Linked DNA regions of Mus musculus: all the other regions are linked to region 1. Evidence: chromatin loops called from intact Hi-C (ENCODE). Cell type or tissue: left cerebral cortex. All regions are shown on one strand. Region 1 overlaps Sgms1 (sphingomyelin synthase 1). Region 2 holds the start of Minpp1 (multiple inositol polyphosphate histidine phosphatase 1). Region 3 overlaps Sgms1 (sphingomyelin synthase 1).

What was found. A loop is a pair of places that touch in the nucleus more often than their neighbours do. Peaks named below come from ENCODE experiments on the same cell type or tissue, not always from the same donor. Only the 100,000 strongest peaks of a DNase experiment are listed, where the experiment ranks them.
Region 2: it touches region 1 in a loop (2.7-fold over the local background); 4 of 42 quality-filtered maps call a loop at or near these places.
Region 3: a loop joins it to region 1, with 2.0 times the contacts of the local background. A loop is called at or near these places in 3 of 42 quality-filtered maps.

The regions. Positions count from the first base shown.
Region 1 is chr19:32,169,042-32,171,541 of GRCm38, forward strand. All of the region lies in intron 5 of Sgms1 (sphingomyelin synthase 1), which reads right to left. Among named protein-coding and RNA genes, the nearest start is that of Asah2, 67 kb to the left of the region's middle. In left cerebral cortex, a CTCF peak has its summit at 1,300 (motif pointing right); DNase peaks (open chromatin) are centred at 1,075 and 1,290; H3K27ac peaks cover 737 bases.
Region 2 is chr19:32,485,085-32,487,584 of GRCm38, forward strand. Minpp1 (multiple inositol polyphosphate histidine phosphatase 1) reads left to right here and starts at 685. Exons shown (of 5, transcript NM_010799.2): 1 at 685-1,475. The coding sequence starts at 857. In left cerebral cortex, a CTCF peak has its summit at 1,435; DNase peaks (open chromatin) are centred at 788, 1,165 and 1,456; H3K4me3 peaks cover 2,500 bases; H3K27ac peaks cover 1,217 bases.
Region 3 is chr19:32,265,728-32,268,227 of GRCm38, forward strand. The region is part of intron 3 of Sgms1 (sphingomyelin synthase 1); the gene reads right to left. Among named protein-coding and RNA genes, the nearest start is that of Sgms1, 120 kb to the right of the region's middle. In left cerebral cortex, no CTCF peak of the experiment used is centred here; a DNase peak (open chromatin) is centred at 1,407; H3K27ac peaks cover 1,385 bases.

The DNA.
Region 1 (2,500 bases):
TTTCCTCCACATCACTCCAGTCAACATTCAGGCCCTGCCTTGACCCCTCCTGTACCACAATCAGAACATTCACACTCGCTCTGTGTTACCGACATCCACAAGCCAAGCTGTGAGCTTACATCCTACTGCTACCCTGTAACAGGCAGTGGTGCCCCTTCAATGAGGGATAAACAGTGAGAATAATGTTACAGGTAATTAACAATTATCTTCCATCCGATAAGGATCCCTCTGGATTCCCTAAGGTGATGTCAAATATATCCTCCCCCCACCTTCTCTCACACAATATCAAAATGTCCTTAGAGATTAAATGTTTGATTTATAAAATACTTTTCTTTAAAGAACGTTTCTTTCTTCAAATATATTGTTTTGACTCTGAAGTATGGCTGTAAATGACCTATGAACTTTGGAAATCTGGTGCCATAATTAGCTCATTTGCCACAAACAGTAAAAGCAGCTATCTCAAAGCACACTTTGACTCTTTCTGCTGAAGACTACCATGTGTCAAAAGGTGATGCAGGCAGGCGGAGAATAATTTTCTAATTAATATAAAATCCTTTATATCCTATGTGTACAAAGTAAGTTTCCCTAGTCTACTGAGGAACAAAAATACCTACTGGTTGGTTATTTGAAACTCTTCCATTTCACTGAGGAAAGTCTACCACACCACACTTAACTTGACCCACGGAAGCCAACAAAGAACCTCATTTAGGGAACATGACCCTGGGGACTGACACCAGGTTTAAAATTAGCAGCAGCTCACAGGCCCAGATAGAAGAAATCAAGCTTAAGCATCTCTCCCAAAATACCCTTCTCGTGCTTCTTTGATAGCTAGTTAAGCTCAAACTATTTACAGACCAGGGACCATTTAAGGGGACTTCTGAATGAACGGCTCTTCAGGGCATGCTGTGGGCACCCATGGCACCACGGAAGCACCGTGTCCAGCTTGCCCCTCCTCTTCACTTCGTGGTCAAACGGGATGAAGGACTTCAGGGAAAGCAAGAACAGACCTCTCCCTCTGCACACCTACACAGCACCAGCTCTGGGGCCTTTCCAGGCAGCAAGTGTGCCAACTCCTAAAAATAAGCAACCATTCATTGGTTCTCTCCTATTAGCTGGGACTCTTTGGTTCTAAAATCTGGAAATCAAAACCATCTAATGCCCATTTTTCTGAACCCCTTTTTAACAGTTTTTAGAAACAAAAACAGAGACAAATAAGCTCCAAGTTCAGCTGAGATCCTTTCGCATGATGCAAAGTCTCCCCACAGCACAGAAATCAGGTTGCCAAGAGACTGCCTTTGAGCTAAGGTATGAGCCACCAGGGGGCAGCATAGCAGTAATGAGATGACAGGCTGCCCCAGGAGCCACCAGGTTTTTTTTTTTTTTTTTTTTTTTCCATTTTTTATTAGGTATTTCGCTCATTTACATTTGCAATGCTATACCAAAAGTCCCCCATAGCCACCCACCCCCTCTCCCTTACCCACCCACTCCCCTTTTATGGCCCTGGCGTTCCCCTGTACTGGGGCATATAAAGTTTGCGTGTCCAATGGGCCTCTCTTTCCAGTGATGGCCGACTAGGCCATCTTTTGATGCATATGCAGCTAGAGTCAAGAGCTCCGGGGTACTGGTTAGTTCATAATGTTGTTCCACCTATAGGGTTGCAGATCCCTTTAGCTTCTTTGGTACTTTCTCTAGCTCCTTCATTGGGGGCCATGTGATCCATCCAATAGCAGACTGTGAGCATCCACTTCTATGTTTGCTAGGCCCAGGCATACTCTGACAAGAGACAGCTATATCAGGGTCCTTTCAGCATAATCTTGCTAGTGTATGCAATGGTGTCAGCATTTGGAAGCTGATTATGGGATGGATCCCCGGATATGCTAGTGTCTACATGGTCCATCCTTTTATCTCAGCTCCAAACTTTGTCTCTGTAACTCCTTCCAAGGGTGTTTTGTTCCCACTTCTAAGGAGGGGCATAGTGTTCACACTTCAGTCTTCATTTTTCTTGAGTTTCATGTGTTTAGGAAATTGTATCTTATATCTTAAGCCACCAGGTTTTAAAGGACACGGAGTGTTCATTCCTCCCCAACAGGAGTTCAACCAGGTAGTAAAACTGCAAGACTTACAAGCTCTGTTTCCTGGGCCATCAACTGACACTCTCTTCCCAGTCCCTTTATGATTTTAACGTACATGTCATTAGCAATACAGTTCTTGTTATATAGCCGAGCTATCCTGCAATCTCACAAGACCATTTCTAGGACCCCAAGGAAGTATAAAAAGCCTAAATGACAGAGACCATCATTTCCTAGAGAGATTAGCCCTAAGAGGTTCATTGGAAATTCATCCTTGTCGTGTATAAAACTTTAGTAAGCTTTATCTCAGTACAATGAAATGAGACCATCAATGGTGATTACCAAATTACAATTAAATTATAAACATAGAAACTGTCAAACTCGTTAACAAAAAGTATGCTAAAATAATTTTAAATAGATACTATCTCAAG
Region 2 (2,500 bases), 320 kb after region 1:
TTAAAATCTCAACTGATTTGCATATCTAACTACATGGGAGAATATGGGTGTTTCCTCCATACAGTGATGAGGTCATATTTAATAATGGAGTGCATCTGTGAGGCCATGATTCAGTGTGCTCAAATTATAAGGACGGCTGTTTCTATTCTCTCAATGGCCTTTGGCATAAACAAGCTTACAATCTTGAGGTGGTGTGTCAGCTCTAGCCTACATTAAAATCATACTTAAATTGAAGCCCAGGGCTTAAATTTCTGAAGGAATAAGCCCCTTTCTAAATTCATGGCTCTGAGGTGTCCTGCTTATTTTCAAACTCTTAACAAGAGGGTCGGGGGAGGGCGTGTGCTTCAGGAGGTATCTTGTAAGCAAAGGCCACAGACGTTCTTTCTCGAGGGATCTTGAGACTGATCGTTCAGGGGCCACATGTTGAAAACACACCGTAAGGGACAAAAGCCATCTCCTATAGCTTCTCTTTTGGTAGAAGCCGGGCTACCTACTAGAAAAAGGAAAGGATTCATGTGTGCTCTTTTACCACACCGAAAAACCTAAACAGCTCAGGAATCTTTGAATCGGTTCCTGAGGCGCCAAGCTGCCGGACAGTCGCCCACGCTCCGGGTCAACTGACGCCGGCTCCACCTGCGCCCGGTGTCACACGCTCGTCGGAGGTTTCCGCCTCTCCACTTGTCCACACCGAAGCTCCGAGACGATCGGCCACACTCGCTCGGTGACAGCACCGGAGACCACGCTTGCCTTCTGAGGTTCCCGGGCCGGAAGTGCGCTCTGCTCCCGCCCCCGCCGGCGGATCCGGAAGTGGGGGTCGGCAAGCGGCGCGCCGCCCTCCGCGGGGCCCCCGGGCACGATGCTTCGCGGCGCGCGCAGCCACCTCCCGGCCTCGGTAGCGCCCGCCGCGGTCCTGGCTGCGGCGCTGCTCTCGTCGTTCGCGCGCTGCTCTCTCCCGGGGCGCGGCGACCCGGTGGCTTCGGTGCTCAGCCCCTACTTCGGCACGAAGACACGCTACGAAGATGCCAACCCCTGGCTGCTGGTCGATCCGGTGGCGCCGCGGCGGGACCCGGAGCTGCTGGCGGGGACCTGCACCCCGGTGCAGCTGGTCGCCCTCATCCGTCACGGCACCCGCTACCCTACGACCAAGCAGATCCGCAAGCTGAAGCAGCTGCAGGGGCTGCTGCAGACCCGCGAGTCCCGGGATGGCGGGAGCCAAGTGGCCGCCGCGCTGGCCGAGTGGCCGCTGTGGTACGGTGACTGGATGGACGGGCAGCTGGTGGAGAAGGGGCGGCAGGACATGCGACAGCTGGCCCTGCGTCTGGCTGCCCTCTTCCCAGACCTCTTCAGCCGGGAGAACTACGACCGCCTGCGGCTGATCACCAGCTCCAAGCACCGCTGTGTGGACAGCAGCGCCGCCTTCCTCCAGGGGTTGTGGCAGCATTACCACCCAGGACTGCCACCTCCCGACGTCTCAGGTGACAGCGCGCTCCGCCTTCCCTAGACTGCGGACTCCCTCATCCAGCCTCCCCTCGTGTCCCTTTTTGTCACCTCCCTTTCCCGCTTGCGTTCTCGGGACCCAGGATGTGGACTTGGTTGTCTCTGTTGTTTTAGTAATACGCTTGTCCATTCACTCATCAGGTGTGAATTCCTAGCATTTTCTGCGCAAGAGTGCAGTAGGGGACGCTGGAGACCCAGCTAGAAGGAGGGGAAAGAAAGTATCGCTTCTCGTTTTACATTCCACATTCCCAAATCGCGTTATCCCCCCGAGTGCCAACCTAGCTTCTTTTCCCTTCCTGGCAAGTAGTTTAACACCTGGGCGCACTTAATAATATAGAACTTTCTTCCTCCCAAACTGCTTGTGAGAATTGGGAGTTTTGTTGTTTTGTTTTTTTGACACAGGGTTTCTCAGCCCTGGTTGTCCTGGACTCGCTTTGTAGGCTATGCTGGCTTCACAGAGATCCACCTGCCTCTGCCTCCTGAGGGCTGGGATCACAGGACTTTTGGCTTTTTTGTTGTTGTTGTTGTTAACAACATCTTTTCCTGTGTTTCGACATTTACAAGGATTTTTTAGGAAGCTGCTCCTCAAAGCCTCTTTAAGCCTTACTTAGGGTTAGGGTACCCTGTTTCGTTCTTGTGTTTGCTGTAGTTTCCCTTGTTGTAGCTGTGGTCCGTAGTCACATGTATATTACCTCACCTACTTATTCCATTATTATACGGCTTCGGGATTTCGGGGCACAAGTAGTGGAATCCTCATTTCACAGGTGAAGAAGCCAAGAGTGTGTCCCCTTCATCACCCTTATATAGTGGTGAACTAGTCAGGCCCAGTATCCAGATTTGTGGCTTTTCTAGAGTGGTGAGTTTTCCTTCGGAAAATGTTTTAGCTGTTGCGGCAAACGGTAACGCTTTCTGTGTGCCGAGCATCCTGTACACTGGGCACTTAACACTGCTTTATGAAGTTGCTAAGTGTGTCCCCTGCCAATCTCACGCACAAGAAATGAAG
Region 3 (2,500 bases), 97 kb after region 1:
GTTCCCCGTTACCTAACCCCCAACCCCTGTACATCAATAAATCACCATTCTATGGGAAGTTTTTAGGGGCTGAAGTAAGTGGATAAAAACCTTTTTTGTTCCTTTTTGGTGGGCTTGTTTTAATTAGCAAAATGGCTTTAAAGTCATATATGTTAAACCATGAGTTGAAATCCCTTTACTATTTATTTGTAAATATGTGTAGTATATGTGTATGAATAGAGCTGTGTGTGTGTGTATAAATACACACACACACACACACACACACACACACACACACACGGCCATCACTCCCCAACACCTGCCCCAGAGGATTAGTCTTTCTCCACATATATCTACACCAGAAGCCATTGGCAGAGGTGAGCCAGGCAGTAGCCTGAGTGGGGCCAGCTCACCTGTAGAAGGGGTGGGCCAGCTCTCCAGCACCCATGTACATTAACATGCCTTTAGGCAGCAGCTCAGACCATGGGCTTCAGGTAACCAGGGTCACCAATACATACAAGACTCGTGAGCATAGCAGGCCACTGACCCACCCACCGCCCTCAGCAGCTACCCAGGCCACTAACACCCAGATCTTTTATGTGGGTGCTGAGGGTCTAAACCATGTCCTCATGCATGCATGGCAAGCTCTTTACTAACTGGGGCAACTCCCCAACCCCAATTTCCTTCTTTTAAAAGCAAAATAAACACATTCTGATTTGTGTGTAGAGAGTATTCTATTTCTCCGTTCACTTATCAGTAAATATTGAGGTTTCTTTCGAGTCTTAGCAATCATAAATAATGTTGCTGAGAACATGGGTGGGCCGTCTAACCAGGGGTGGCATGGCTGGGTCACGTGTACTTCTATCTTTTATGCTTTGAGGAACTGCCATAGAACTTTCCATGGTAGCTCAGCCATGCAGCCATTTCAAAACACCATAAACCACAGCAGGGCTTGCCTTTTCCCACATCCTCATCAGCATAGTCGTTATTTTCTGTTTTTGTTTTATTTTTTAAGACCGCATCTTCAAAACCAATTAATTGAATTCTTTTTTTTTTTTAATCTCATCTATGCAGTTGGCTAAAAATGGCAGAAAACCAGATCTGCATCAACTTTAAATACCTCCAGGGAGACAATTTTAATAAAGTAACTGAGAAGGAAAAAACAAGATAGAGAAGGAGAAGAGGGAGGGGAAGGAAGGAGAGCAAGTGCTGGAAACACACACACACACACACACACACACACACAGAGACCTGAAACACCCACTTCCGAGGCCAGCACTGCGGGAACCTTCGGCCTCTTTACCTGCAGACAAATACCTTGCCTTCAGAGCTCTTGGGAGAAGTTACAGAGCCCCACCCAGCACAACATCCAGACCTAATAAGCACTAAGATGTGGGAGGTTCAGATGGTAAGGAAGCAAAGTTTTGTTATTACTGGAAAACCACCAGAACTTACAGAAGGCCTCATGTTAGTCAGCATTTCAGTACAGACTTGCCAGCCATTCATGTGATACTGTCTTATATAATTGGGCATGTACTTCCCAGGCCTCAAGGATGCCACTAGTGTTAACATTAATAGCATATTCACTATTAAAAATGTAAGAACACAAACATATTCTTCCAGGGAGTAGACACGGTATCAGAGCTTAAGCAATGGTAACAGCACTAAATTACACCTTTCCACAGTTTGAAAGCAGCAGCAACATCAAAAACCATACACCTGAGATTATAATTAACCTAGTTATACAGCCAAGGAAGGAGGACATTAGAGACAACTGTTCACTTTTTTTTTTTTTTTTTTTTTGGTTAACCAATTAAAATGGCTGTCTTTTAAAGCGTTGGTTTAGGCTAAGTTCATATGTCAGTATGTGGAAAAGCAAAGAAATCATTGAAGACCTCACAGACACCTTCTTCTTAGAATTGTGTCTGGCCTTTCCATGATATTCAGAGAATCTAGGCTAGAGAATCAAAACTATGCTACCCAAACTCCCACTCGAAAGCTGCCCTTTAGCCTGTTTCTGGAAACTTACTAATCTACTACAGCAAAGTGCAGAAACCTTGAAATGTTATAAGTACCAGCTGAAGTGTTATAAAAGATGGATACATTTAAACATTAATTACACACAAGTGAGTTTTCAAATAAAAGCTAAGTGAAGACAACATGCAAATCAACCTTCTGCAAGACCTTTGTCCTGGTCTAAATACTTTACACTTCCAACCTGCACAAGCCTTCTCCTTTGCGTTCCATCAATATTACAATGTATTCTGAATGGCTCCTTACAACTGATGCATTCTTTGCATACTCTGCTGAGAAATATCCATGTCAAAAGACACTAAAGTATTAGTTATGCTACTAATTCAGATCTCGAATCTTTCCATGATATCAAGTCACAATAACCTCTTCTTTCTATCCACCCAAAGAAATGGCCTACAACACAGCACCTTGACCATGGCCTTAGTGTAGGCGTATTAGCTCAGGATTATAAAGGAATCTATGCTTTAATAATGATCCTTTTTAAATA